2 separate regions of the Homo sapiens genome follow, and region 2 is linked to region 1. The links are chromatin contacts, found by Hi-C or POLR2A ChIA-PET in ENCODE. All regions are on one chromosome and are shown on one strand. The core of a region is the stretch at or near the end of the contact, and the rest is flanking DNA. Distances in the headings are between cores, read along the strand shown. Region 1 holds the start of TNFRSF1B (TNF receptor superfamily member 1B). Region 2 overlaps VPS13D (vacuolar protein sorting 13 homolog D).

The links. A loop is a pair of places that touch in the nucleus more often than their neighbours do. ChIA-PET counts read pairs that join two places held with the same protein, here RNA polymerase II (POLR2A). Pooled maps may share reads with other maps.
Region 2: a pooled map shows a loop between it and region 1 (2.2-fold over the local background). The contact joins the enhancer-like site here to the promoter of TNFRSF1B in region 1. A Hi-C loop is called at or near these places in 8 of 50 pooled maps. POLR2A ChIA-PET finds 5 or more read pairs at or near these places in 3 of 52 experiments (activated CD4-positive, alpha-beta memory T cell, activated CD8-positive, alpha-beta memory T cell and activated naive CD4-positive, alpha-beta T cell).

The regions. Positions count from the first base shown.
Region 1 is chr1:12,164,549-12,171,627 of GRCh38, reverse strand. It overlaps TNFRSF1B (TNF receptor superfamily member 1B), which reads right to left and starts at 4,637. Exons shown (of 10, transcript NM_001066.3): 1 at 4,459-4,637. The coding sequence starts at 4,536. MIR7846 (microRNA 7846) reads right to left here and starts at 4,685; the gene lies at 4,590-4,685. RefSeq lists an enhancer at 3,570-4,211 and silencers at 4,252-4,481, 4,492-4,801.
Region 2 is chr1:12,506,061-12,512,908 of GRCh38, reverse strand. It overlaps VPS13D (vacuolar protein sorting 13 homolog D), which reads right to left. Exons shown (of 70, transcript NM_015378.4): 69 at 5,816-6,056; 70 at 862-4,016. The coding sequence ends at 3,885. It overlaps SNORA59A (small nucleolar RNA, H/ACA box 59A), which reads right to left and starts at 5,663; the gene lies at 5,512-5,663. RefSeq lists enhancers at 3,999-4,500, 4,867-5,036. Within about 2 kb of position 2,073, at least 17 of the 41 ENCODE cell types and tissues checked have a DNase peak (open chromatin) inside an H3K27ac peak, as active enhancers do.

The DNA of each region.
Region 1 (7,079 bases), core at 3,388-5,887:
CTACAGTGGTGAATGAGTCCCTGTCCTCACGGTACTTACAATCTTGTGGGAAGACATAATAAAAGTGAAATAAATAGAATAGGTCAAGAGCATTATACAGGAATACAAAGCAGGTCAGGGAGTGAGAGTGCCTGGCAGGGAGCACCTACAGGCAGGATTGTCTACTTCAGCAGAAGGAAGCGAGGGAAGGAGACCAAGAGACGTCAGCAGGAGGAGTATTGGAGGTGATGGGGAAAGCAAGTGCAAAGGCCCTGGAGCAGGTGTGTGTGCAGCACATCTGAGGACAGAAAAGCATGGCTTAAAAGTGAGAATGGGGCTGGGTGGGGTGGCTCACGCCTATAATCCCAGCACTTCGGGAGGCCGAGGCAGGTGGATCACTTGAGTTCAGGAGTTCGAGACCAGCCTGGCCAACATGGCAAAACCCGGTCTCTACTAAAAAAAAAAAAAAAAAGGAAAAATTAGCCGGGCATGGTGGCACACACCTGTAATCCCAGCTACTTGGGAGGCTGAGGTGGGAAAATTGCTTGAACCCAGGAGGTGGAGGTTGCAGTGAGCAGAGATTGGGCCACTGCACTCCAGCCTGGGTGACAGAGTAAGACTCTATCTCAATAAAAAAAAATTAAATAGAAAAAAAGAAGAAGAAGTGAGAACGGGCCAGGCACAGTGGCACATGCTTGTAATCCCAGCACTTTGGGAGGCTGAGGCGGGAGGATCACTTGAGGTCAGGGGTCCAAGACCATCCTGGGCAATATGGTGAAACCCCGACTCTACTAAAAATACAAAAAAAAAAAAAATTAGTTGGGCATGGTGGTGCATGCCTGTAGTCCCAGCTACTCTGGAGGCTGAGGCAGGAGAATCGTTTGAACCCAAGAGGCAGATGGAGACTGCAGTGAGCAGAGATGTCGCCACTGCACTCCAGCCTGAGCAACAGAGCAAGACTCCATCTCAGAAAAAAAGTAAGAAGTGAGTTGGTGTAGAGTCGGGTGTAACATACATGCCATGGCTCCGGCAAAACTCTTCCCCTTCCCACGCACAACCGTCCCTGCTACTCCTCCAGAAAACATTGCATAGTAAGGACCATAAAGCGTCACCCAGCCGTGGGGAGGGACAGTGCTACGGGGAGCCACTGTGCCAGGTGCCAGGATGGCAGGGTCACCTCTGACGTAAGAATGCCCGGCAGGTTCTCAGCCTTTCACACCCATGGCTCTGTGACAAAGGCCAGGCAGGGAATACTTTCCACAACCACAGATGAGAACATAGGCTTACTAGCTCAGCTAAGCTCATAAGGGCAGTTGGGACAGAGCCCAGGTCTGTGAGGTCTGTGACCTATTGGTAGTGTAGCTCCTAGAGGATTGGAGCTGGAGTCATCTTGAGGTCCCCAGAGCCAGGCACTGGGCTGGGCTTGGACTAGGTGTGTCCATGAACTTTGGGGAATGAATGAATGAATGAATGGCCCTGCCTCAGGGTGCCTGGCCACCTACCCATTGCCCTCTGAAGACGTGCCTGACCAACAGACCACACCCTCAGTCAACACACAGGGTCCCCACTGGGATTTCAGACAGAGGGCAAAGAGACAGAGACGTGGTGGAAGGAGGGAAGAGCCCCCAGGGCCAGCAGGTACCCCAGATCACCCAACTCCTCTTTGACATCCAGCCTGGGAGCCCCCAACCTCTCCCCTAACCCAAACTGGCCCCAGGCCCTGGGTGATGAGGAGGCAAATAGTGGCACCTCAGCACCAAGACTTCCAGGGGTAGGTGGGCCAGGCCCATCAGGCAGAGACCCCTCATCCTCCTCCCCAGACAGCCCAGACCCTGCTCATCCCCATCAGAGGGCACCAAGCACTCACCTACTGCCAGGTTTACTGGCATTTCTTTGTCAAATGAATAAATGGCTAAATGAATGAATGATGTTTTCCATACCAGCTGGCAAATAAGACTTTTAAACGGGGCAAAAGCCCTGCTGGCAGTGAGTCGGCTGCGTCCATGGCTAGCTCAGGTCTCCTGGGGGCTTCTTCTGCAGCTCAGTTGACTTCCATCCTGAGAACCCACTGTGTGTGAGGGCCTGGCTGGGAGCATGAGTGCAGATACGGGCACGGGGAGGGTGCAGTGAAAGGAGCTTGGGAATCAGGCAGACCTGCATTCAAATCCCACCCCCAGCTCCCCGGCCCCCAGCTCTGTGATCCTGGGAAACGCCTCAGTTTCCACATCTCTAAAGACAAACGGCACCACCCACCTCTTGGGAGTTGCTGTAAGGGAGGTTTCAGTGAAATTTTGTGACAAAGTACCTAGCCCAGTGCCTGGTGTTTAGTGGGTGTTCAGAAATCAGGAGCTATGGCGATGCTACTGATGAGAAGGAAGAGGAACCCACAGTTCTGGCCCTGAAGACACCTTCCATCCACTGAGGGGGATAAAACACAGCTAGATTAAAAAGCAGAATGCAATCTGTCCTCAAAGGGAACAAAAGGGCCTGGGAGTTCGAAGAGAAGATCAAATCCAACTGAGAATGCGGAAAGGCTTTCCTGGAGAGAATGGCATTTGCAGAAGGCCTTGAAGGATAGGGGTAAGAAGTGTCCCTTGGAGAGGGGATGGCACGGACAATGCTTTTTGCACAATGACACACACGATGACCATCATCAGTTCTACAGAGGCGGGGGAGCACATGTGCAGGGAGGCGCGAGGAAGAGTTCAGGTACCTTACTCTGGCCTGGGATCTCCAGGGGAGTTTCTGCCTCAACCATTGGGAGCCACAGGAGGCTCCCCAGGCAAACAGAGAGGTGCCTCATGCTTGAGAAGGGTCTCTCTGCCAAGGATCAGCGGGAGAGGGGGCAGGGCCGGGAGACCAGCTACAAGGCTGCGGCAATAGTCCGGGTGGGGTCGTGGGGAGCAGGGATGAGGGAGGAGGGAATATGAGCTGCCGCAGGAGCTGGTCAGGAAGGGAAGGAAGTGGGAGGGAACCTCCTCCAGCTACTCCAGGACTGCAGCCTGGTGTCCTGCTGAGCCCTGTGCCTGACACCCCTCTCCCATCCAGGGGCTCACATGACCCCAGAGTTCACCCAGGCAGGCCCAAGCTCAGCGGCAGGAAGACCCCCTCTGAGGCCAGAGTATATGGCATGACCCCAAAGTCAAGCTGGGGACCACGGTCGTCCCCATTCACACTCGGCCCTAGAGTGGGGACTCTCCTGACCCAAAGGCCACCCAGGACTTACTCTGGGGCAGTTCTCCAGGACCCACTCCTGACACCCACTGTCGGTGAGTCAATTCTAGTCTGACAGCCCCCATCTTCCACCCACAAGAACTGGACTCTCTGGCCTCAGATCAACAAGTCACCTTATGTCACCACAGAAGCCAGTGCCACCTCCCACCTTCCTCCTCGGTCAAGATGTCAGATGGGGGCAGATGGGCCATGTGTCCATCAGGGGCGGCTCTGAGGAAGGATGAACGCCCACCTTCCCCGCAGCCTCAGGGCACAGGGGCCGAAGGCAGGAGAGGCCCCCTTTGGAGGAAGAGTTCCCCCCAGACCCTTCCATGAAATACAAGTTCTCTGAGCCTCAGTTTTCCTTCTCTAAAAAATGGTTTATCTTATCTTACCAAACCATGGAGACAGTAAAACAAAAATGGGGTTATCCTATGTTACCAGACCAGGAGACAGTCAAAAACAGGCAAAGGGTGCACAGTCCCTTGTACGCCCGTTGCTACTGTGGGAGTGACGTTCATATTGAATAGGAGCCCTAGGGTTTCTGCTGTCTCCATTTTCCTGCGGCCCCCGGAGACTTCATTTGCCTTGCTCGATTACCAGCCCAGACCTCCCTCGCTTGCCCTGTCCCCAGAGGCCGCAGAAAACAGACTCTGCAGTAGCCCCCGGACGCATCGGAGGAAGCAGACAGGCAGCTCGCCCTCCAGCTGTGCCCTCAGTGGACCTGACACACACCTGGTCCTGCTCTTCAGACACAGGACCCTGGTATTTCTAAGAAATCGGAAAACCGTCGCCCAGAGGAAAAGGAAGTCTTTTGAAGAGGGTGCCCGGCGTGGGCAGTGGGGCAGCGCCCCGGCACAGCCCCTTCTCCACCGCGTGGGAGGGAAGGGCTGTCGCGGCAGTCGCCGGGGTGAGGGAAGAGGGGTCCCGGGTCTAGCGGGGGTCTGCCCAGGACCCGCTGCTCAGCCCCAAATGCCCCGGCCTGCGCTCGCGGAGGAACCAGGGTGCGCCCCTGTCACGACGCGGGTAAGAGGGGCTTCGGGGGCCAGAGTTGTGCCCCGAGCGCACGTGTGCCGGGCCCGGAGTCCCCAGCGGGTCCCCAGAGGCGCGCGTGTCTGATGCGGATGGGGGGCGGCGACTGGGACTCCCAGCCTCCCAGCCCGTGACAGCGCCCCGGGAGAGCGCGGCCCGGGCACCCGAAGGCTGCGCACCAGCCGGGTGGACATGCGGGGCGGCTGTCCCCCGTGGGCCGCGCGAGTCACCCACCTGGGCGGGCAAGGCGTGCGCCGCAGCCCAGAGCTCCAGTCCGACGGCCAGCGCGGCCCAGACGGCGACGGGCGCCATGGGTGCGGGCGGGGTCCGGTTGCCCCCTGCCCTCGCGCCCTCGCGCCCTCGCAGCCCAGCGCCTTCTCTCCAGGCTCCGCTGCGCTCGCTAGCCCTCGACTGAAAGCGAAAGCCCGCGCCCCAGCGGGCCAGAGGCCAGGCGGCGGGGCGGGGCGGGGCCAGCCGGCCTTGGACACGCCTCCCCCACGCCCCTCCCCAGACGCTGCTGGGCCTCCGACCCGACCACTCCAGCATCGCTGGGCCGATACCTCCAGCGTCACTCCCAGCACTCGGGTGACCCCTCAACCTCCTCCTATCGTCCCCTCCTCTTCGAATCACCATCTCCACCTGCCCGGCCTCCACCTGCCCGGCCTCCACCTGCCCTCCCAGCTCCCACAGGCTTCCCTGTCCCGTGAGGGTGAGGCACTAATTTGGAAAAACATCCCCCAAAGCTGACAGCTGCTTTAGGGGAACCAAGAGAATTCTAGATCATTCACTTATTTAGACTCTATTTTAAATATATTTAATTCTTATTTTTTAATTTTTTTTGAGACAAGGTCTCACTCTTTCACCCATAGCTCACTGCAGCCTCCAACTCCTGCGCTCAAGCGATCCTCCCACCTCAGCCTCCCGAGTAGCTGGGACTACAGGCTCGGGCCACCATGCTAGGCTGATTTCTTTATAGAGATGGGGTTTCGCCATGTTGTCCAGGCTGGTCTCGAACTCCTGAGCTCACGTGTTCTTCCCACCCTCAAGTGATCTTCCCGCCTCTGGCCTCCCAAGGTGCTGGGATTATAGGTGTGAGCCACTGCACTCGGCCTGTTTAGACTCTAGAGCCAGACCACCTGGGTCTGGATCTCTGAACTGACCTCATAGGACTATTCTAAAAATTTAAAGATATGTAATATACATAATGCAGTCTGTACTTTATATATACTTAAGTAAGTATCTACATATATAACAATAGGCATTTATAAATCTTGGCTGTTGTTACTACTCTTCGCGTGTTCATTTATCCTTAAACACGCATCCAGCCTTCTCACAGGGAGAAGACTCTGCACTTCCCTGCTCAAGTCTCCTGCCCAGGCAGGGGGCAGATGAACAGAGGCTGGGAGAGAATGTCACCAGGGAAGCTGCAGGGCCCTGAGGGGCTGCTGAGACCAGGCCCAGGAGAGCTGGCTTCCCCAGGATTTACATCATGACCGAGCACCCATTCCAGCTGCAATCTGTCCCCCCATCCCCACTTTGAGTGCCAGCCCTAATACAGGGCCAGCCCTGCGGGGCCAGAGCACATTCCTCCAGCCCTGGATTACGGGGGTCCTAGCCCCCAGCACATAGGGCATTTCTAAGGGTTGGGGTGGGCTGGGTGGCAGGAGGCTATTCTGTTCCCTGTTTCCTCACTGCAGGCTGCCTGAAGAGGTACAGAGACCCTTGCTCCCGGCCACCAGCCCCACAGTGGAGCCTGCAAGGATGGTGCTTCTAGGTGCTGAGTGCTGAGTGAGAAACTGGGAAGTGACTCCCTGGGGATGGAAAACCCCACCTCCTGACCAGGAGGCTGGGAAATCACCTGGTTTCCACATGTTTCTGTGACATGGACCACGCTGAGGGTGTGGCTGGTATGACCCACAGCCTTAACTCTGCAGAGCCGCTGGACAGACATGCAGAGCTCTTCTGGCCCTTATGAGAATGCCTAGGAGCAGCTCCAAGGACTCCTTGATCCCTAAAATAGAGCTGAAGGCAGGAGGGAGATGTCACCTCGTGGAAGCAGGGGACAATAGTTCTCTCTAGTTGTCCCCCACACACCTCAAGACCAATGGGACCAACAGACTGTCTGCACCCCCAACCCTCAACAACCGGCTCCTCCTGCCAGTTTCCCTATCCCAGTGAATGGCACCATCACCTCCTGAAGGTGGGGATCCTCCCAGGCTTAGGTCCCATCCTGGGAACGAATTCAAGCTTAATCTCTATGCAACATGGGGCTTCTCCCCTTCTCCAGGCCGACCCAGGCTTGAGAGCAGGCGACTTCTCTCTGAACTCTGCCAAGTGCAGTTCTTGACTCCAGGGTCAGGCCCAGGGGTGAGGGTTTGGGAAGGAAAGGGCACAGTGTTCCATGGCAGCCAAAGTTGTCACCCATCTGGCACTGGGGACTTTGGGGACAGTTTCCAGCTCATTCTCTCTGGGGCTCTAGTGCAGGTTTCTTGGAGACCTTCTTACTGACTCCACTGGCCACAGCTCCCCAGCACCTGAAATGCCTGCACCTCCTGCTGGCCACAATTCACCACCTCCCCTTCAGCTCCTACAGGATGGTGTCCTCCTGGCTTCTCCTGCTGAGGCCGCCTTACCTACTAGGAAGCACTTTGGGATGGAGATGGTCAGGCTGGCCTCCTCGCTGGGGTCCATGGTTGCCTGCCCTTTGCTGCGCACCAATAGCAGCCCAGCTAACTCTCCGTGCACCCTGGCTCACTCCAGCAATGCTGGCTCAGGTCCATCCAGCCACAGGCTCCTTTATTAAGCACCTACTGTGTGCCAGCCCTGGAGTGCTGGGGACTCAGCAGTGGACAAAA
Region 2 (6,848 bases), core at 824-3,323, 340 kb before region 1:
ACTTCAGCATTGCTAGGTCCACTGATAATTGTTGGTCCGAATCCCACCTGACTTAGTAGCAGCCCTCGGTAGTCTTTGAAACCTTTCTGGCCTCAGCTTCTAGGATCCATACCCTCCTGGTGTCACTCCATCTCTGGATGATCCTGCTGAGCCTCCTTTGCTGTTTTGTTGTTGTTGTTGTTGTTGTTGAGACAGAGTTGCCAGGCTGTTGTGCCAGGCTGGAGTGCAGCGGTGTGATCTCGGCTCACTGCAACCTCCGCCTCCCGGGTTCAAGTGATTCTCCTGCCTCAGCCTCCCAAGTAGCTGGGACTACAGGCGCCCACCACCATGCCCAGCTAATTTTTTGTAGTTTTAGTTATACACATAATTATATAACGTGGTGAAAATTTGGGCGACACACAAGGTTATTAATTTTGAGGTGGAGTGGATGGAATAGAGAGGGGCGATATAGTCGGGGTTAGAGATGAGGTTTCATCATGTTAGCCAGGATGGTCTCAATCTCCTGACCTTGTGATCCGCCTGCCTCAGCCTCCCAAAGTGCTGGGATTACAGGCATGAGTCACCATGCCCGGCCTCCTTTGCTGTTTCTTCTTCAGCTGCCTAAACCCTAAGTGTGACGTCTGTCCTGCTGGGGCTTGGACCAGGAACCTCAGAATGGACTGATCAGCAGCCAGTGTAGCGCGGAGACTACTACTTACTCTTGGGAGGCTGAGACTGGTTAAGGTGTGGGGGTGCTTCCCCAGGCCTGGGGGCAGAGGCCACATTTTATTGTGAACATCACACTATGTTTGGTATTTGTCACTGGTGATAGCTCTAGAAGCTGTGGATCACCAAGAGACCAGAAGAAAACAAAAGAACAAGTTTGGGAAGTCCACAAGGCATTTTATTCCACAGGAAGAAAAATGATGACTCTGATATGAGAACCAGACTCAAGAGTCTTCACACACTGGTGACTGTAATAGTGTTTACATAATAGAGAACCAGATATTTTTAGAATTTTATCAAGCAGCTACTATGGTATTTTGAGGCCCAGATCATACTTACAAACAAAGTGGCCCTGGAGCCTTCAGAACATTGCGATGAGCACCCACCAAGCAGCAAGACACTCTTGGGATTTGGGGAAGGGGCCGCTTGTCTGTTTTCCACTGTGTAGTGACCAGGCCCAGGGGCTGGGGAAGCACTGGCCTGGCTCACCCTTCAGTGAGCACAGAGAAGCAGCGACAGCCAGGGAGTGACACGGGTCGGCCAACTGTGCTGGGTCAAGGGACTGGGTAGCTTTGGATATCTCCTTACCCAATTTACTCTTATTCCATTTATTTTACTTTCCTCAGAGACGAACTGTGTGTTTGAAGCAGAAAGAAAAGCAGTAGAAATGATCTTAACAAAGTCTTAGGCATTGCTGGCTGAATATCAGTTTACAAAGAGACGGGGCATTTAAGGAGCCAGGGGCAGGGCCTGTTTCCTCCAAAGCTTTGGATGTTTTCCTGGTGAGAACCAGGAGGGGATGTCAAATGCCCCTGAAACCTTCTGGCCTTGTCTGGCCCAGGGCTGCAGGGCAGGGGAGAGCTGAGAAGTGGAGCAGCTCGCAGTTGGCCCTCCCATCTCCCACCCAGCCCCGCCCTAGGTGGTCTTTGGATTCCATTTTAACATCTGCCTCTCCTAAGGTGCAAATGTCAAAGTGCTTGGTTGTGCAATCACAGGAGATGGGCAGCTATTTAAAGAGCTGATTAAAATTAGAAAGGAGCCCAAGGGGGGCATCTGAACACTTCTCTGGATTCCTCCTGAAGCACCAGCCCACAGGGCAGCCCGCAGCTAACTTCCTCAGTCAGGTCTGAGAACACCCAGCACTGCTGCGGCCCAAAGCAGATTTTCTTAGTAACACTAAACTCCTTAATCTCATCAAGAGATTTCAAGTGACTTTGTTCCAGAAGGTGATAGAAGGCTCACTGACGCATACAATCAACCCTTCCGAGAGTCTCATCTTTTAAGAGATCATGATCTCAGGCAGTAGGTTACTGATGACAAAAACCACAAGCCAAACCTGTGGGGGTGCAAGGAGGGAGGCTGAGGAGGAAGCTGCAGAGGAGCTGCCATCTTGTGCAGTGCTGTATCCTGCTGCCATCTTGTGCAGTGCGTGAGTGCTGAGACAATCATCACCACCCCCCAGCAAGACACACACAAACTAAAACTCACCCAGTGCCGCAAAAGCCAAGTTTCCATTCTGCAATCCACTAACTTGGAGTTCAGCAAAGGCAACCAAGCCTCGGAGTTCAAGAAAGCTGATCCTTGAACACTATGTAGCTACTTGTGCTAAAGCTCCCTTCCTTCCTCTCTGCATGCACGCGCGCGCGCGCACACACACACACACACACACACACACACAGACACAGACACAGAGGGGAAGTGGGAGAGGAAAGGGAGGGGAAGAAGATTAGCTTCATTTGTGTCTTGGAAGGATTTGGGTCATGAGTTATAAACACCAAAACCTTCCACGCATCCACTGATCCACTGAGTCATCCCAGACTCAGCTACATGTGACAAGGTTGTAGAAATTGATTAGCTTTATTAAAATAAAAATTTAAAAATCACAAGGTGACTCATTCATTCTAAAGTGAGGCCCCTTTTCCCTTCTCCCTATCTGCTTAATCCTTACAGAAAAGCGAAACACCAAAAACAAGACCCAGGGCGCTCATACCAGGCCTTGCTCCCAGCAGGAATTTAAAACCAAGGATAAGAGATGCCTTTGTCAAATCTTGGTTCCATGAAAAACTTACCAACGCAGCTTTTTAATACTCCTATTTCATCCCCCTTTCTGGAACTCTCCCTGCTCCCTTCTCATCCTGGGGTTTCCATCCTGTGTCCCCTCGGGCTGTGGAGCTACGATGCCTGCCTGTGGCTTTATTAAAAAGAAAACAGTCCCGGGGCTTTGTTCTTGGTTGTTGCTGCCCAGGCAGGAGAGCACTTTTATGTGGATTTCTGATTTGTTGCAACAGTTCAATGGGACTTTTTTTTTCCTTCTCAATCAACAGAGTTTACCAATGTTTCCAACCTCTCTAATAATAATAACCTGAGAAAACTTACAATGCTGACTTGCACCCATGTGGTAATGGAGCACAGGTTTCCCCCTAAGTTTGGTAAGACTAGTTAGGAAAAAGCCAAATGGATAACTTACATCATAATTTGTAAGAATCTAAGCACTCTTTGTAAAATGGGGGTGAGAAATTAAAAGTGGGCTCCCAAGCCCCTCTCCTAGATCCTTCTGAAGGGCCAGCGCCAGTCCTGGGTGCCACAGCTCACAGCCCAACTGGACAGCCACGATGTCAAAGGCGTCCCTTTCAGGACCACAGCCCTCACCTCAACCCACTTTACTGGGAATACTTTAGTCTCCAAAACTAAGACGTAACATTCTTTAACTTTTAAGAATGCCTTTCTATAGACAGTATCCTGAATTAGACATCTAGAATTAGTGCAATAGAAGATCCAATATAACTTTATATTACTTTACAGTTAACAAACCTTTACACATAGCACAGACCCTGTTCAGAAACGTTCCTATATATTTACAAACACACTGTTGTACATATATACATGTTAACAAAATACAGGGCAATCTAAAAATTAGATTCATCTCAGTACATGTTTTTAAACGTTATTTAACCAATACCTTTAAAAATTATTTCCCATAATCTAAAATAACTCCCTGCCTCACAAATTAATACGATTTCCATTTGTACTTTTCCTCATGAGGATTTACTTTCCCTCATTCCTTGACAACTTCCCCAAACCCGACTCCGGTTCTGCCTCCATCGTCAGCTGAGAGCTGGGCCTCTTTCCTCCTGGTGGGTCTGCGCTGTGTCGGGAGCGCCCATCTCAGCAGCGGGGCTTCAGGAGTCCAGCTCCAGCTGCTCTCGGTTTTCGCTGAGTCTTAACATAAGCTGCTGTTCATAGTAGAGGCTCTTTGCGTAGTTTATTTCTTGTGACAACTTGACAGCAAGGACCTCAGATTTCACATGGACCTAAGGAGGAGAACAGGATGGGTCACCTGTCCCCAGGATGGGGAAATCCAGGAATCAGATCCACCCAGGTGGCGGCTCCCAGCCCAGCTGCATCTCAGGATGGGATGTACACGTCAAAGAAACAGTGATGGCCAGGGCTGCTCCTGCTTCACTCGCACTCACAAGTCTGGGGTGGGTCCCTGCAATTTTTTTTTTTTTTTTGAGACGGAGTCTCTGTCGCCTAGGCGCAATCTTGGTTCACTGCAACCTCCGCCTCCCGGGTTCAAGCGATTCTCCTGCCTCAGCCTCCCGAGTAGCTGGGACTACAGGCATGTGCACAGCTAACGATTTTTTTTTTTTTTTTTTTTTTTAAGTAGAGATGGGGTTTCACCGTGTTAGCCAGGATGGTCTCGAACTCCTGACCTCGTGATCCGCCCGCCTCGGCCTCCCAAAGTGCTGGGATTACAGGCATGAGCCACTGCGCCCAGCCGGTCTTTTTAAACATTCCCCAGGACTGTACAGCCAACCCATACTCACCTGACATTTGGGAACTCCCCCCCACGGCCATAACTGATCTGCAGAGGTAAGACCAAGAGCAAGAATGGGGGATTCACATCTAAGGTCTGGTGATGGCTGATGAAGGAAGAAGAATCAGCGAACAAAAGCCTCTAGGTCTTTCTTACCACAAACACCTCTCTGCCCACCTGCTTTGAAAGGGGCAGAAGTATAGTGGGCGAGGCTGCCCACCTGCTACAGTGAAGGGATCTGGAGAAATACTCACACTTTGAGGTGCTCGCCCTCTTCATCAGCCAGCTCTAACTTAAGCCAATGACCCCACGGGAGCCTTACACAAGTCCAAACAGGCCCAAATGCATTCATGAGCAGGGGGAGGCCAAAGGACTCCGGAGGAGAGAGGCCCAATAAGGCTGGCGCTATTTCCGATCCATAGAGAGAGCAGAGGTGGGCAGGCCCTTTTGATTAATGTATCATTCTTGAATGCAAGCTTCAAAATCCGGGTATGCCGGGTGAGAATGAGCAGGACTAACACCTGGGTGTCATGGCAAGCCTCCAGGGCCGACTGGCCAGAGACAGATCCGCAAGAGGCTCTGCAGCCAGCTCTGGTGCCAAGCCACTCGGATTTGAACCCCGGCTCCTCAAGGTCAGCTGTGTAGCCTTGAATGAATCACCTGCTATGACCAATAGTGAGGAGGGGATGACAGCAACACAGTGATCAGACAACCCACAAGACAGCCAGCCCTCTAGGAACGTTAGCTATTCGCAGGAGCTTTATTATTTAAAAGCCTTGTCATAACAATACCTTGTCCCCTTTGGAGGGAAAGTATAACTTTTATTTACAAATAATTATTGAGCATGCTAGATGCTACTAGAACAAAAGTTACGGTTTCCACTGTTAAGGAGAAACAATGGAGAAACCAGCGTGAGCTCCAGTGCTTTCTTCGATTTGGTGCACTGAAGAATCCCATTTTGGGAGCAGAAAAACCCTGTGTGTTGTGTTAGCTGTTCCTTATCACCAACGAGAGTAAGTATTGTTACCCTCACTACATCTACGGGTAACTGAGGCACAAACGTTGTGAGGCAGTTAATGTTCCCAGGGTCACCCATGGGCCAGCTGGGAGGGCAGCATCGCCCCGTGAACATACCCTGGGCCCCTCCCATGTTCAGGACTGAGAGGCAGCACTCCTGGGAAGGGCCCAGCCTCAACCTCCTAAATGAGCTCCTGCTGAGGACGGGGAAGCAGGGCAGAGGCATCGAGGCCCTGGCCCCGCCCCTCAGGAGCCTGAGAACAGCCAGGCACTCACCATGGGCTTCTGGTGGGAGGGGCCGGGGATGGACACTCCACTGCTCGTGCTCACGGCTTTCTTGGTCACCTGCACATACACCTTCCCATGGTCTTTGGAGACAAGGCAGTGGTAGAGGTCATCGTATTTGACTTCTAGGAAAATGGCTTCTCGATCCACGTAGTCTCCACTTTTCAGGAAGTAAACAGCTTTGGAGGAGATGAGCACGCAGTAGCTGTCAATGTTCTCCACAGCGATGAAGCTGCAAAGCGAGACGGGAACACAGGAGTGACACCTGGGGCTTCGCCCAGCATCAGGGGGAGGCCCACTGCGGGCTCTGTGGCCCCAGGGCCTGAGTGCGAATCCCGGCCCCCTTGCCGGGAAATACTTCTAAATCCTGAAATTCTATCTTGTGGGTGTTTGTTGTTTTTCTGTGAGCATTTTTGGATAGCTTAAAGCTTACAGAAAACTGTAACAATACTCTATTGGACAAAACAGAAAACACGATGCCTTTCAATGTGAAACTGAAGGAGCAGCTGAGAAAGTTCACTGCCTGGCAGAGGAGAGGGAAACATGAAGGGGCGAGAAGACGCAGCTGGGGGCGCTGAAAGCTGAGGGGGGAAAAGCAGAATTAAACAGGTTCACCAAATGGCACGCCATGAAGAGACAGCCTGGCGTTAAAACACCTGCACCTCCCCATCCGCTTCCTCCCTCTCTAAGCTCAGCACCTCCAGGGACAGGGCACCCCCCCATCCACTTCATGTTCAGAAAACTCAAAGAGTCAGAAAACGCTTTCTTAGGTAAAACTGTCATCTTCCTTTTGGAAACTTCTAGTTGTTACTTCAGGAGCTTTAGGGCCACTCCAACAAAACTGAATTCCTCTATCATGGAGCTCACACATTCAAAGTGGAAATTTATGCACATCAAACCTCTCTGGCCACTGAATGAAGAGCAGTGAACCTTGGGAACAGTGTGACAGTTCTCCCGGGCCTGGCTGCCTCCCCTGCATCTTGTGACAGCCCTTCACAATGGGGCTGCAGTGTCCAGGGACAGC